2 separate regions of the Homo sapiens genome follow, and region 2 is linked to region 1. The links are chromatin contacts, found by Hi-C in ENCODE. All regions are on one chromosome and are shown on one strand. Each heading gives the region's core, a stretch centred on a gene start or an enhancer-like site at or near the end of the contact. The rest is flanking DNA. Distances are from core to core; before and after follow the strand shown.

Region 1 (7,195 bases), core at 3,298-5,797:
AAAATTTTTTAACCTCTGTAAGCCTTTACTTCCTTATCCACTGGAAATAATTGCGTTTACTTCATGTCTGCTTTCAATCGGCATATTGTGAGGAGGTATAAATGAGTTTAAAGCATGTTTAAACATCCACAGTTCCTGGCATTTTTTTTTTTTCTTTTTTTGAGACAGGATCTTGCTCTGTCACCCAGGCTGGAATGCAGTGGTATGTTCATAGCCCACTGCAGCCCTGAACTGGACTCAACACAGTCCTCCTGCATCAGCCTCCCAAGTAGCTGGGCAGTGTGTACCACCACGCCAGCTAATTTTAAAATTATTATTATTATTTATTTTATTTGAGACAGAGTCTCGCTCTGTCACCCAGGCTGGAGTGCAGTGGCACGATCTCAGCTCACTGCAACCTCTGCCTCCTGGGTTCAAGCAATTCTCCTGCCTCACCTGAGGCAGGAGACTGGGACTACAGGCGTGCCCCATGACACCAGTTAATTTTTGTATTTTTAGTAGAGATGGGGTTTCACCATGTTGGCCAGGCTGGTCTCAAACTGCTGACCTCAAGTGGTCCACCCTCCTCGGCCTCCCAAAGTGCTGGGATTACAGGCGTGAGCCACCGCGTCTGGCATTTTGAAATTTTTTGTACAGACAGGGTCTCCCCTATGTTGCCCAAAATAGTCTTGAACTCCTGACCTCAGGTGATCCTCCAGCCTTGGCCTCCCAAAGTACTGAGATTATAGGCACAAGCCATCATGCCTGGCCCTAGCACTTCTTTTCAAGACAAAACGTGATAGTAGACAGTGAGGCAGTGTGGCACTATAAGTGTGGCTACATGATCCCAGCCTCAAGAGTCAGACCGACTAGATTTGAATTTTGATTGATCCTTAGCAGTGGGATTTCAGCCTCTGCGACCCTCAGTTTCATCCTCTAAAAATGAGCACTACAGTGGCACCCACATCTCAATGAGACCACGCAATTAGAATAGCAGGATGCCTGGCACATAATGTTATTTGCTGTATTCTTCCTCTAGGTGTGAGTAGACAGGAGACCAACTGTCCCTCTGTTCCCCTGGCCACAGTTCTTTGTGTCAACCTTGCTCCTGTCCTGTTTTATTTTTTAAATTAAAAAAATTTTTTTTTTGAGATGGAGTTTCACACTTGTTGCCCAGGCTGGAGTGCAATGGCATGATCTCAGCTCACTGTAAACCCCGCCTCCTGGGTTCATGTGATTTTTTTGCCTCAGCCTCCTGAGTAGCTGGAATTACAGGTGCATGCCACCACACCCAGCTAATTTTTTTTAGTAGAGACAGGGTTTCACCATGTTACCCATGATGGTCTTGATTTCCTGACTTCATGATCCGTTCACCTCAGCTTCCCAAATTGCTGGGATTACAGGTGTCAGCCACTGCGCCCGGCCCTGAATTTCTTATTTCTTATACCACTCCTCCCACCAGTGGTGGGCATTAATACATTTGAGTGACTCTAGAAACTTTCTGGAATAACCTAGAGTTTTTATCATACGGGGATAATTATATGTCCCGTAATATTTATATGACATTCCATAGTTTGCTTTTCTGTGCTTTTTTTTAATTATTATTTTTTATTATTATTTTTTGAGATGGAGTTTTGCTCTTTTTGCCCAGGCTAGAGTGCAATGGTGCAATCTCGGCTCACTGCAACCTCTGCCTCCCGGGTTCAAGCGATTCTCCTGCCTCAGCCTCCCAAGTAGCTGGGACTACAGGCACGAGCCACCACACCTGGCTAATTTTTTGTATTTCCAGCAGAGACAAGGTTTCACCATGTTGGCCAGGCTGGTCTCAAACACCTGAGCTCAAGTGATCCGCCCGCCTCAGCCTCCCAAGGTGCTGGGATTATAGGTGTGAGCCGTTGGGCCAGCCATGATTTAGCAATTTTGAAACTACTTTTGTGTGTGTGGGTGTGGGCACATGGGCCCATGTAATACACACAAACAGGGTTGAACAAATAAGTAAACTTGTAGATAATGAGAGCTGGGTGTCTCACTGTGGAGAAGGAAGTTACAAATAAAACAGGAGATGGGAATGCTTAAAATGAACCTTGTAGGACTGGATTTGGAGGCATCAGTCTGAATTCATGGTTTTCGTTTAACAGATATATTGATACATATAGATGTGTGTATACATATGTATATTTCCTTGCTCTATCCACTTAGAGGGACCAGAAACAGTGACACTCCAGGAACAGTGAGCACCCATCCTGGAACATAAAAACACTAGTGGGAAAACAGGATTGGGGGGAATTTGTGGTTTAGTTAATAGTATTATATTGATATTGGTTTCTTAGTGTTGATAATTATATTATAGCAGGGTTTCTAAGCTTTGGCATTGTTGACTTTTTTGGGTTGGATTTTTTTTTTTTTTTTTTTTTTTTGAGACAGGCTGGAGTGCAGTGGCACGATCTTGGCTCACTGAAAGCTCCACTCCAGGGGTTCAAGCAATTCTCCGCCTCAGCCTCCCGAGTAGCTGGGATTACATGCGCCCGCCACCACACCTAATTTTCGTATTTTTAGTAGAGATGGGTTTTCACCATCTTGGCCAGGCTGGTCTTGAACTCCTGACCTCTTGATCCACCCACCTTGGCCTCCCAAAGTGGTGGGATTACAGGCGTGAGCCACCGCACCCAGCCTTTTATTTTTATTTATTTATTTATTTTTTGAGACAGAGTCTCCCTCTGTCACCCAGGCTAGAGTGCTGTGGCAAGATTATGGCTAATTGCAGCCTCTTAACTCCTAGACTCAAGAGATCCTCCCACCTCAGCCTCCCAAGTAGCTGGGATTACAGGCACGTGCCACCACACCCAGTGAATTATTTTTGTAGAGATAGGGTCTTGCCATGTTGCCCAGGCTGGTCCCCAACTCTGGGCTCAAGCGATCCTCCTGCCTTGGGCTCCCAAAGCCCTGGATTACAGGTGTGAGCCACCACACTCAGCCCTTGGATTGGATAATTCTTTTGGTGGGGGCTGTGCCTTGAAGGATGTTAGCAGCATCCTTGGCATCTAATACTAAATGCCAGTAGCCAGTAGTATCTCCTGTTCCAAAATGTCTGAAGGTGTTGTAACAACCAAAAATGTATCAAGATGTTGCCAAATGTCCCTTGGGAAACAAAATCGCTACTGGTTGAGAATTCTGTTCTATTGTTTATTTAAGACGCTAATATTAGGGAAGTTTGGGTGAAGGGTACATGAAAACCCTACTGTTTTTGTAACTGCCCATGTCTAAAATTATCTTTATAAAAAGTATCTTTTTAATATTATGCTAATACTTGTAAAAAATGTTCTATTAAAACTTAAACTTTTTTTGTTTTTTGAGATGGAGTCTCGCTCTGTCACCTACGCTGGAGTGCAGTGGTGCGATCTCGGCTCACTGCAACCTCCGCCTTCCAGGTTCAAGTAATTCTCCTGTCTCAACCACCCGAGTAGCTGGAATTAAAGGTGCCCACTATCACGCCTGGCTAATTTTTGTATTTTTAGTAAAGACAGGGTTTCACCATGTTGGCCAGGCTGGTCTCGAACTCCTGACTTCAGGTTATCCACCCACCTCGGCCTTCCAAAGTGCTGGGATTACAGGTGTGAGCCACCGAGCCTGGCTTGAGTGCTTTATGTGGATTAATTTATTTAATGTTCACATCAAACAGAAGGATGTAATTGCTTATCCCCGCTTTGCAGATTGGGAAACCGAAGTACAGAGTAACGTTAAGTAATCAGTTCAAGGTCGCATAGCAAGTGTCAGTCCCAGGCTTTAAACCCAAGTCTGGCTCCAGACTTCTCTTAGCCTTCTACTGCATCCTGCGTCTAATTTGTTGTGGGCAGGTTTCCCTATGAGTTCACTTCACTGAGCCTCATTCTTTTTAACGGTCACATAGGGTTCTATGCTAGGTGAACTGTAGTTGCACCCTTTGCTGTCAGTGTCTTCAACTCCCATATCTACCCACAGTTCCCCAACTCTGGGTCCCCAAATACCTCCCCTGTGTCCCACGGGCTCTGCAGACTCTATTTTAAGTTGGCTAAAACTGAGCCCATCTCCTCCCACCTGCACCTCCTCCGTGTTCTTATATGAATGTCAATGTCGGCACCCACTGGTCACCCAGGATGGAGGAAGGAGCCAGACTGCGAGGGAATAAAGGAAGTAAGCAGGTTCCAAAGGACGTGGAAGGCCTTTGGGTCCAGAGCCTAGGGAAAAGTTGAGCCCTGCAAAAAATAAAAGAGGCTGGGTTAGCTTTGGACATCTGTGGGAAACAGGTGGGAAGAGGGAGGATGGAGGAGCCAAATTTAAGCATCGGGTACTTAGGTGCTCATCTCCAAGGCAACTGCATTGCTATGGCAACAGCAGAGGCAGCACCGCCCCGCCCAAGTACCTCCTGGACCGCCGTTACCTCTGCACCAGCCAGACTCTTCCGCATGGGAGGGCTGGGGGCTTGCGGACCTCCGGGAACAGCTCAGGCAGGCGGGAGTTGCTGCGGCATTAGCCAATCCATAAGCTCTATCCCGCCTGGGTGGGCTCTGCGGCGACGCGCGCCAAGAAGGGGTCGGGAGTTTTTTGGCGCTCGCTAAAGGGCGTTGAGAAGGGCGGGCCCGCGTCGCTTCGGACCACTCAGGAGCCGAGGAGAGCGAGTGGGCGGGGCCAGGCTGAGGCTGGCCGGGGGCGGGGCGCAGGGATAACGTGGGAGGGTCCGCCCAGCCTTTCTTCTACCCAATAGAAGGCCAGAAAGCCAATCCGGACCGTTAGGGAGCCCAATGGGCGTCGCCGCCAGGCCCCGTTGCAGAGCGCGTCTAGCCAATAGGCAGCGGCGGCGGGCGGGCGCGGGCGACAGGCGGCGCAGCTGAGGCGGAGCAGGCGCTGCGGCAGGAGGGAAGATGGCGGACGAGGAGAAGCTGCCGCCCGGCTGGGAGAAGCGCATGAGCCGCAGCTCAGGTGCCGCGGGGGTCGGGGCTGGGGCGGGACTGCGCGGGCCCGCGTAAGCAGGGCTCGAGCTCGCCCCTTGGGCGCGGCGGCAGCGCTGCCTCCCTCCCATGGGGTCCTGGCTCTTCCGCGTCGTCCCCGGGGTAACGGCCCCGGCCCGCCCTGTTGTGGGGACTGCGAGCCTCAGGAGCCGCCGGGAAGCCTGAGGAAGCTGAGGCAGGGGGCTGGGCGGGTGAGGGTCCGGGGAGTCCGGGGCGATGGCCCTGGCCCTGCCGGCCCGGCTGATACCTCTCGGCCTAATGCACCTGACACCCCGGGGGACGTCTCTGCACCTTGCTGGGCCCGGGGGCACCCCTGGGAGGGAGACACCCCAGTACCCTGCAAAGGGCGTAGGGTGTTGCCCGGCCTCGGGTCCACAACCTACCCCTGCTAACACCCCTACTGTGTACACCTAATGCTGAGTCTGCGACATCGCCCGTGACATTCTGCCAGACGATGGCCCCTGTGCTTAGGCCCGATTTAAGGGTTAGCCACAATGATAATATTGCCAGTAACAGGGCATGTTTTTCTCTGTGTCAAGCGCTTTAAGTTCTCTCTGAATTGCCGCAACTCTGGGAGCCAGGTAGTTATTACTTCCACCTTACCAGCAAGGAAACTGAGGTCAGAAAACTGAAGGAACTCGTCCAAGATCATTCATTTCAGGGGCCGGGGGTTGGATTAGGACCTAGGCAGTTTGCCTACAAATCCCCCTCCCCGTGTCACTGCAAACTCCTGAGGAGCAGGCCCAGCATCTGTGGGCAGGTCCCGAGTCACTCTGCTGCCTCTAGAGCCCATAGCAATCGCATTTGCAATAATAATTCTCCTTGGTTGAGTGCCAGGTTCTGGTGAACTGTTTGGATACATGGACTCTCCTCATTAACCCCATGAGGTTTGATCTCCTTATTCTCTATTCCCCATTTTTCAGATGAGAAAACTGAGGTGCAGGGAGATTAGAGCCCATTGCCAAGGTTTTAGAGTGAGTCAGTAGCTCAGCTGCATTTGCACCTGGAACCCGCGCTCTCGCCCACCCTGCTCTAGCCCTGGCCTGTGGCTGGGACCTCCAGCATAAACCGGATGCTCTGCCCAGCTCTGGGCCCATTTCTGCTGTTTCTGCTCAGTTCAACCCTGATGGCTTCCTTTATGGGTGACACTCCATGTCACCCAGGCGAACTGTCAGCCTTTGGAGTGGCACCCAGTAGGGTCTTTACTTCCAGTTTCTTGTTCACAGTCTTCACTCCTTCATACCCCTCACTCCCTGGGTAACATCGGGCCACCAGTAATGCTGGTTCCTAGCTCTGCAACACCATGCACGGTGTAGTAGCTAAGAGCAGAGCTTTCGGGTGTGAAGTACCTGAGTACAGTTCCTGCCTTCCCCTGTGTGTGCCTGGAACAGAGTAAACACTCAGGAAGCGTTACCCACTGCTGCCATTCCCAGAGATGCAAAAGGTGAGGTCTCCGTTTTGCCATCTATACAATAGAGATAATAAAGGCTATCCCACTCTTAATGTGTGCCAGTTTCTGTCCTAGGCATTTTGTAGATGTGTGAGCTTATTTAGTGCTTTCTTATTATTATTTTTGGAGATGGTCTCACTGTGTGGCTCAGGCTGCAGTGCAGCCTCTGCCTCCCAGGCTTAAGCAATCCTCCCACCTCAGCCTTTCAAGTAGCTGAGACCACAGGCGTGTACCACCCACCCATGGCTAATTTTTTATTTTTTATTTTTTATTGTTTGTTTGTTTGTTTTGAGACAGAATCTCACTCTGTCACCCAGGCTGGAGTGCAGTGGCATGATCTTGGCGCACTGCAACCTCTGCCTCCCGGGTTCAAGTGATTCTCCTGCCTCAGCCTCCCGAGTAGCTGGGATTACAGGTGCCTGCCACCACGTCTGGCTAATTTTTGTATTTTTAGTAGAGACGAGGTTTCACCATGTTGGCCAGGCTGGTCTCGAGCTCCTAACCTCAGGTGATCCACCTGCCTCAGCCTCCCAAAGTGCTGGGATTACAGGCCTGAGCCACTGCGCCCAGCCAGCCTGTTGTTTTTGTTTTTGTTTTGAGACAAGAGTCTCACTCTATCGCTCAGGCTGGAGTGCAGTGGCATGATCTTGGCTCACTGTAGCCTCCACCTTCCAGATTCAAGCAATTCTCCTGCCTCAGCCTCCCGAGTAGCTGGGATTACAGACATACACCACAACGCCCGGCTAATGTTGGTTTGTTTGTTTGTTTGTGACGGAGTTTT
Region 2 (7,195 bases), core at 3,159-5,658, 9.2 Mb after region 1:
GGCCTGCAGTGCTGGCCCTGTCATTCCTGCTCCAGCCTTGCTCTCAGTCTGCCCATGGCTCCCCTTTGCCTTCTACATAAAACCAAACCTGTCTGTGGTCCCAGCAACTTGGGCTAAGGCGGGAAGATCACTTGAGCCCAGGAGTCAAGGCTGCAGTGAGTTAGGATGGCACCACTGCACTCCAGCCTGGGTGACGGATCAAGAGCTTGTCTCAAAAACAAACAAACAAACAAAAAAATGCACTTCATGCCCTGCAGACCCAGTATGGCCCAGGCCTTGCCCATTTCCCAGTCTTTCCACTGTACTCACTCCCTATTCCCCCACCCCAGGGCCTTTGCACAAGCCCCCATGTGACAAGCCATGCCCTCTGCCTAGAAGTGCCCTTCCCTTGGCCTTCCCCGTGGCCGGCTCCTCCTAGCACATGAGGTTTCAGCTCACGTTGCCTTCTCCAGGAGAGACCCCCATCTCATCACCTCATGTGCTCTGGCTCTGACACTGGGCCCCATCTGAGGTCACCTCATTTGTGAACTCTCCTGTTTGTCTTGCCCCCACCATCGGCTGGCTCCCTGCAGGGAGGCCCCTGTCCCCACTTGCTGTGCCTTCAGCTTCCCGTCAGTGTTTTTGAGTGTTCACCTGAATAAACTGACAAGCACTCGAGGTCCCTGCCAGGTGGCCCCAGCGTCCTCCCCTGGGCCTGGGCCAAGCTGCAGGCTTCTTCAGGAAGGGGTGGTTCTGCCTTATCTGTCCCTCCCACCTTAGCCCAAGGAAGTGGGTGTCTTCAGTAGATGCAGCTAGCATGTTTGGACAGCCTCAGGTTGGGTGGGGGCCCCTCACCAAAGATCTCACATTTCCCTGGGGTTATGGCCTGGCTTTCCATCCCCCCTCGGCCACTTCAGGCATATCACCTCCCGTCTGTGAGCCTCGGCCTTCTCATCTGAACTCAGGCTAGATCTGGCACACTGGAGGGCCACAGCCCCTAGAAAGGCGCGCTTCAGGGGATGTCCAGAACATAACTCCCCCCAGCCCCCATCCCCGTCGCCTTCCCTTTTCTGTCACCCAGGCTGGAGTGCAGTGGCGCCATCTCGGCTCACTGCAAGCTCTGCCTCCCAGGTTCACACCATTCTCCTGCCTCAGCCTCCTGAGTAGCTGGGATTACAGGCGCCTGCCACCACCCCCGGCTAATTTTTTTGTATTTTTAGTAGAGATGGGGTTTCACCTTGTTAGCCAGGATGGTCTTGATCTCCTGACCTCGTGATCCGCCCGCCTCGGCCTCCCAAAGTGCTAGGATTACAGGCGTGAGCCACCGCACCCGGCCCTGGCCTTCTCTTAAGTAGCTTTTGCTGTCCTCCTTGATGACATCGAGACCTGGGCTGAGGTGGAGCCTGCTGCAAGGATGGTGCGAGTGTGTTCAGGCCACGCCTCTGCTACTGTAGGCTCTTGGTGAAGTGGCCTGACTTATCTGAGCCTTGGGAGGTGAATGAGGCCACTCTGACCCCAGCCAGGCTTGGTTGTTGTCACTGCTGTGTTCAGGATGTCTCCCTCCAGCCAGGGATGGGCTTGGGCTCCTGGGAAAGGAACACAGATTTTTTCTGTTGTGAACATACATCTCCCAGAGGCTGGACTAAACCTCATTTTCCAGATAGGAAATAGACTCATGGGCATTTGAGGGGCTGCGGTGGGATGAGACCACAGCTTGGCCTGCCTCCAGGCCCCTCATCTTTTTCCAAAGCTGTTAACCTGACCTTGGGCAAAAGGCCTTTGGGCCTCAGGTGATTAGGCCTGGACGCTGTGCCAGGGCCTGGCTCACAGATGATTCCTGGGATCCCCAAGAGGTAGAGGAGACTGGAGGGCGAAGAGGCAGTGTCCTGTCCAGGGCTGGCCAGCCAAAGCAGAAGAGCCGAGATCCTGGGCACCCTAGCTGGGCTTACATGAGTGCCCATGGTGGGGGTGTCCATTGCTATTGCCAAGGTGCTTTGCCTGCCATTGCTGGAAGGCGGTAGGGAGGTTGGCTGGCGCCAGCCTGCTAAAGAACGAGCAGAAGCTAGAGAGGCAGCCCCAGGCTGGGCCAGAGCCTGACCTTTGCCTTAGTTGGCTCTGTCCCTGGAGGCACTGTGGGACCTTCCAGGAGCTTTGTTACCTCCCCCTCCCAGGGCCTGGCAGGTGGGCACTGGGAGTGGGCGCTCCTCGGCGTAGATATCTCCCTCTTGGTGTGGCAAGCCACGCCCATAGTTGGTCTGTGTCCATGAAGCGCTATTTACAGAGAGGGAAACAGGCCCAGAGAAGAACAATATATCATCACCAGCCTTCCATGAGTGCTTACTGTGGACGAAGCCATTGTAAGTGTTTTGCTTCCATTTCATCAATGCTCACATCAGCCCTAGGAGACAGCCGGGAAACTGAAGTGGGGAGCTTGTGTTATTTGCTGAAGGTCCTGTGGCTGTTACTGGCCATTACTTACGTTAAAAAGAGCAGGGATTCAAACTCAGCCCTGGGTCCTTCCACCAAGGAATATTCTCCACCATAGGCTCAGTTTTCTTATCTGCTAAGTGGGCACTGTCACGTCCACCTGGAAGTGAGGTGGGGAGATGGTATTGGAGAAAGCCCAGTGGGGACCTGGCACCCAATTGATGTTCAACTGACCTCAGCTTCCCCCTCTTCTCTGGAGGGCAGAATGGAGGCCAGATCCTGGAAGTTGCCAGGAAGCAAACCACAGGTGGGAGGTATGGGAGAGGAGGTCCAGGTAGGCATATCGTGAGAATATCAGGAGTTTGATGATGGCCTTGGGCTAGTGATTTCCCGTCACATCCTCCCCATTTGAAACTTGTGGATCACACACTTAGCAGGGGCTTGTGCAGCCCTGAAATGTGAGCCCTTTCTAAGGTTGGTTTCAGCCTTGCTCCCTCCCAGGATTCCCTGGTTCTGAACTTGATCTCCACCAACCCTGGCCAGCACCTAGAGGAAATAAGAGCTGGTATCTGGAAACATTTGTAGCCCTCTCCATCCTGAAGATGAAGGGTGAGTCATAGAACAGAGTGGCTTCGGGGGAGGTGCCGATGACACAGCCATGCCTGGGATGGCAGGTGTCTCCCTAAACTGCCGGCATTTTTCTGCACTTCACAGAGGAGCTGAGGCTCACAGGCCGCACATGACCTGCTCAGGGTCAAATGCTTTCACCAGATAATTAAAATGAGAGCTGAGTTGTAAATTTTCCCAGGGAAGCAACCCCAGAGAGGAAAGATCAAGGCATAGGAATCATTTTCCCCCCTCTTTTCCAAATGAAACAGCTGAGGCTCACAAGGGCTTTTGCCCAAGGTTGTGTGGTGGGCCAGTGATTGGACAAGGATTCAAACCCAGGTCTCTGAGGCCCCCAGTGGCTCTTCTCTGACACACTCTTTCCAAAAAGCAGGCTGCTCTAGATTCATTCTCTGGTTTAGCAACCAGAGAATGCTGTGTAACCTTGGGCAAGGAGCTTGACCTCTCTGTGCTCTGGTTTCTGTAAAAGGAGCCAGTGGTCTCTCTGACCTCATGGGATTGTGGTTAAGATTCAGTTAATTCAAAAAAAGACTTGGCAGGGAGAAGGCCCAACAGGGATGTCACTGGATACCGTGGCGGGGAAAGCTGGGACGCAGAGAGGTCAGACACTCAGAAAACCACGCAGCGCGTTTCAGTAGGATTCCGCCCCTTATTTCCATGTCTTCACACCACCTCGAGATGGAGAGGGCAGTTCAGAGTGACCTCCAGCGAATCTGCCCTCTCCGTGTCGTCTGCAGGGGATTAGTGGGGAGTAAGGGGATAGAGAATTATCCAGGAGTCCTTCAGCCTTGATGGTCCAAGTTCACATCCGCTTCTGTGCTAGGTGGCCAGAGGGCGGGCTCTACACGAGAGCCTCAGGGGACCCTGCGCCAGGCGTCCGAGGCCACGTCGGGTTGCCGCGCTCCGGGTCGGACTGCACCTTGAACGCTCCAGCCCTCCCCTGGGGGCGTACCGCCCACGGCCGCTGCGACTGGCCGCGGGGCCTGCCAGTCTTCGGCTTTGCGGCCAATCCCGGTCTCCCCCCAAGCTACGCCCTCCGTTCCTCTCGCCTCTGCCCCACCGGTAGCGCCAGTTTCTTCGTAGCCCCGCCCCTGGCCCCCAGCGATTGGCCGACAGTTCTGCCTGTTTTCTGCCAAGATTCCAATCCTCGCCTGCCTCCAGGCCCTCGCCTCCCAGCGCCTAGCACCCTGAGGGACCACTCAGGCACCCCAGGCCTCTCCCAATAGCCCCACCTCTGCCAATCAGCGATTGGCTTTAGGGGCTGCCCATCTGCTTCATACTCGCCAATCACTGTCGCTTCCAGCGCTGACTGGCCAGGGAGCAGCCAATCGGGGCGTGGCGTGGACCCCTCCCGTGGCGCGCTCTGGGGGTGCGCGAGGCGGGGCCGTGGCGGCTGGAGGTAGCGGCGGCGGCGACGCGTCCGGGCCGGTGAGGGGGCGCGGGGGGCGCCGGGGGGGCCCAAGCGTCAGCGGCCCGCGCCTGTCGGGCTGAACTGAGGTGAGGCACGGGTCCTGTCATGGATCCCGGGGCGAGGGGCGGATGAGGCGGGGCATGACAGTAGCGTCGCGAGGGCAGGAAGAGGTTAAAGACCCCCCCCAACCCCACACTCCACGTCTACTGCCCCCTGGGGGCTACTGCATCCAGGTTTGAGCCCGTCACCCGCAGTCCACGCACGCCTGACACCACGTCCCTTTTCGTTGACATCCCCCATACACTTTAGACTGTCCTTGCTGACATCTCCCACACCCCTGGGGCCTTGTCCCCGGCGCCCCGCACAGCTGGGTCTGACATCCCCCTCACACACCTGACACCGCGCCCCCACTCACGAACACCCGCCCCCACTCACGAACACCCCCCACATCACCTGAGTCTGTCCTTGTCGATGACACCCCCACACCCACACCTGAGCCTGTGACTCCTAACTCATGGCCTCGCAACTCACACCTGGACCTAGTCCCGTCCCCCACTGCCTTTCCTCATATCCAGGTATCTGCTCGCTACTCTCGTGCCCACTCCCCCAGCAACCTGTGTCTCTCTTCTCAGGGACCTTCCCCCTGGCACCTGCCCTCTGCCCTGGCAGCCCCACACCTCTGTCTCCCCCTTTTCTCTCTCCCACCTTGGGCTTTCTTCCACGTGCACCTGTGTTCGCACACCCTCTGTAATAATCCCCCCGAATCCCCCAGGTCCTCCAATAGTCCCCCAAGCCTTGGTATCTCAGGATCGCTGCACCCTCCCCTCCCCAAACAAAAGCTTACCCCAGTGTTCATTTCTAACAGTGCTTGACAGTCTATAAAGTGATTTCCGGACCTTAGAATAATCCCATCTGTCAGACCAAACCGGAATCATCTCCATTTTACCAGCCACAGACCTAAACCACTTGAATGCTAGAGGCAGAGCCTATTCTACCCTGGGCATCGCTGACCCTCTGCTGTGGACCCACCGCGTTTGGGCCCATCTGTTATGTTTATCTCAGAGGGATTGGCAGGAGTCGTGACTTTGACTGGGTCCGGAAAGGCTTAGCTGGAAGGGACGGCCCCTCTGCCAAGCGTGTGTCTCGGAGTCCTGGGGCAGGCTGGCGGTGGAGACGCTGCCGGAGGAGGGGGGCTCATCATCTTGGGTGCCTCCTGCAGGATGCCGGAGAGGGGGTTGCCGGGGCCGGGGCTCCCAGCTCTTGCAGACCCGGGACCCCTCTCCGACACTCCCTGGGCCCTTGAAGCCGATAAAGAGTAAGGAAACACTCTTTAGAGTGAGGCAAACTAATGTTTCAGCTGTTTAAAGCTAACCTGCAAAACGAGCCTGGGTGGTGCTAGGAATGATTCTTCTGGAATTTTTTAGTTCCCTTGAGTCTGATTTGCAAGCATGCAGCATAGAAGGAGGACAGTGGCTTTGTTGTTGAAAAGCAATAACGTGCCATTTCCTGTAAGGCTCCTGGAGCGTTTCTTACCCCCTCCCACCGCTCCCTGCAAAGACGGTACCAGAATGTTTCAGAGGGTCATGTCACCTTCAGCTTCTCCTGTGGAAACTGAAGCCATTTGGGTTTTCTGTCCAACTTCAATAGGAGTCATTTAAAACATATATGGGCATGTATGTATATATGTATGTATATGTGTGTGTGTTGTACACATATGTACATGTACCTATAATATTCATATGTTTATATACATATTTTATATATACATATTTCGTGTGTGTTATATATGTACATGTGTATAAACTTTGGCAAGATCATTGAGTATATAGTTTTTGGGTTTTTTTTGAGACGGAGTCTTGCTCTGTTGCCCAGGCTGGAGTGCAGTGGTGTGATCTCGGCTCACGGCAACCTCTGCCTCCTGGGTTCATGCAGTTCTCCTACCTCAGCCTCCTGAGTAGCTGGGATTACAGGCATGTGCCACCACACCCAGCTAATTTTTGTATTTTTAATAGAAACGGGGTTTCACCATGTTGGCTAGGCTGGTCTCGCACTCCTGACCCCAAGTGATCTGCTCGCCTCAGCCTCCCAAGATGCTGGGATTACAGGCGTGAGCCACCACACCCGGCCTATTATATAGTTAAAAAGAAAAAATCAAACAGTACAAAAGGTCACATAGTAGAAATCAGTCAGGTCTTCCCCAGCCTGTACCCCGTTCCTCCTCAGATGCACCTGCTGTTGATAATTTCTTATGTTTTCTTCCAGAGGTAGTCTATGACTGGGGTGGCAGAAAGGGGTCGGGGGAGGTATATATCCCCCACCCCTTTTAAACCACTGGTAAATTTGCATTGAGCAGACATATGCATTCTAAGGCCAGTCCCTTACTGATGGCTGTTTAAGCTGCAGCCCATATTTTTTTTTTCTTTCTTTTTTTTTTTTTGAGTTGGATTCTTGCTCTGTCGCCCAGGCTGGAGTGCAGTGGCGCGATCTCGGCTCACTGCAAGCTCCGCCTCCCAAGTTCAAGCCATTCTCCTGCCTCAGCCTCCTGAGTAGCTGGGACTACAGGCACCCACCACTACACCCGGCTAATTTTTTCATATTTTTTTAGTAGAGACGGGGTTTCACTGTGTTAGCCAGGATGGTCTCGATCTCCTGACCTTGTGATCAGCCTGCCTCGGTCTCCCAAAGTGCTGGGATTACAGGCGTGAGCCACTGCGCCCAGCCACTGCAGCCCATATTTAGCTTTTACAAACA

What was found. A loop is a pair of places that touch in the nucleus more often than their neighbours do. Pooled maps may share reads with other maps.
Region 2: a loop to region 1 is called in a map of naive thymus-derived CD4-positive, alpha-beta T cell, with 18 times the contacts of the local background. The contact joins the promoter of SLC25A42 here to the promoter of PIN1-DT in region 1. A Hi-C loop is called at or near these places in 2 of 168 maps with a recorded cell type or tissue (breast epithelium and naive thymus-derived CD4-positive, alpha-beta T cell) and 1 of 50 pooled maps.

The regions. Positions count from the first base shown.
Region 1 is chr19:9,830,468-9,837,662 of GRCh38, forward strand. PIN1-DT (PIN1 divergent transcript) reads right to left here and starts at 4,548. Exons shown (of 2, transcript NR_183873.1): 1 at 4,397-4,548; 2 at 3,612-4,211. PIN1 (peptidylprolyl cis/trans isomerase, NIMA-interacting 1) reads left to right here and starts at 4,851. Exons shown (of 4, transcript NM_006221.4): 1 at 4,851-4,935. The coding sequence starts at 4,878. RefSeq lists silencers at 4,553-4,892, 4,923-5,142.
Region 2 is chr19:19,059,586-19,066,780 of GRCh38, forward strand. SLC25A42 (solute carrier family 25 member 42) reads left to right here and starts at 4,409. Exons shown (of 8, transcript NM_178526.5): 1 at 4,409-4,530. It overlaps LOC124904655 (a long non-coding RNA gene), which reads right to left and starts at 3,940. Exons shown (of 3, transcript XR_007067160.1): 1 at 3,605-3,940; 2 at 2,459-2,566; 3 at 1,241-1,565. RefSeq lists silencers at 3,881-4,050, 4,311-4,580.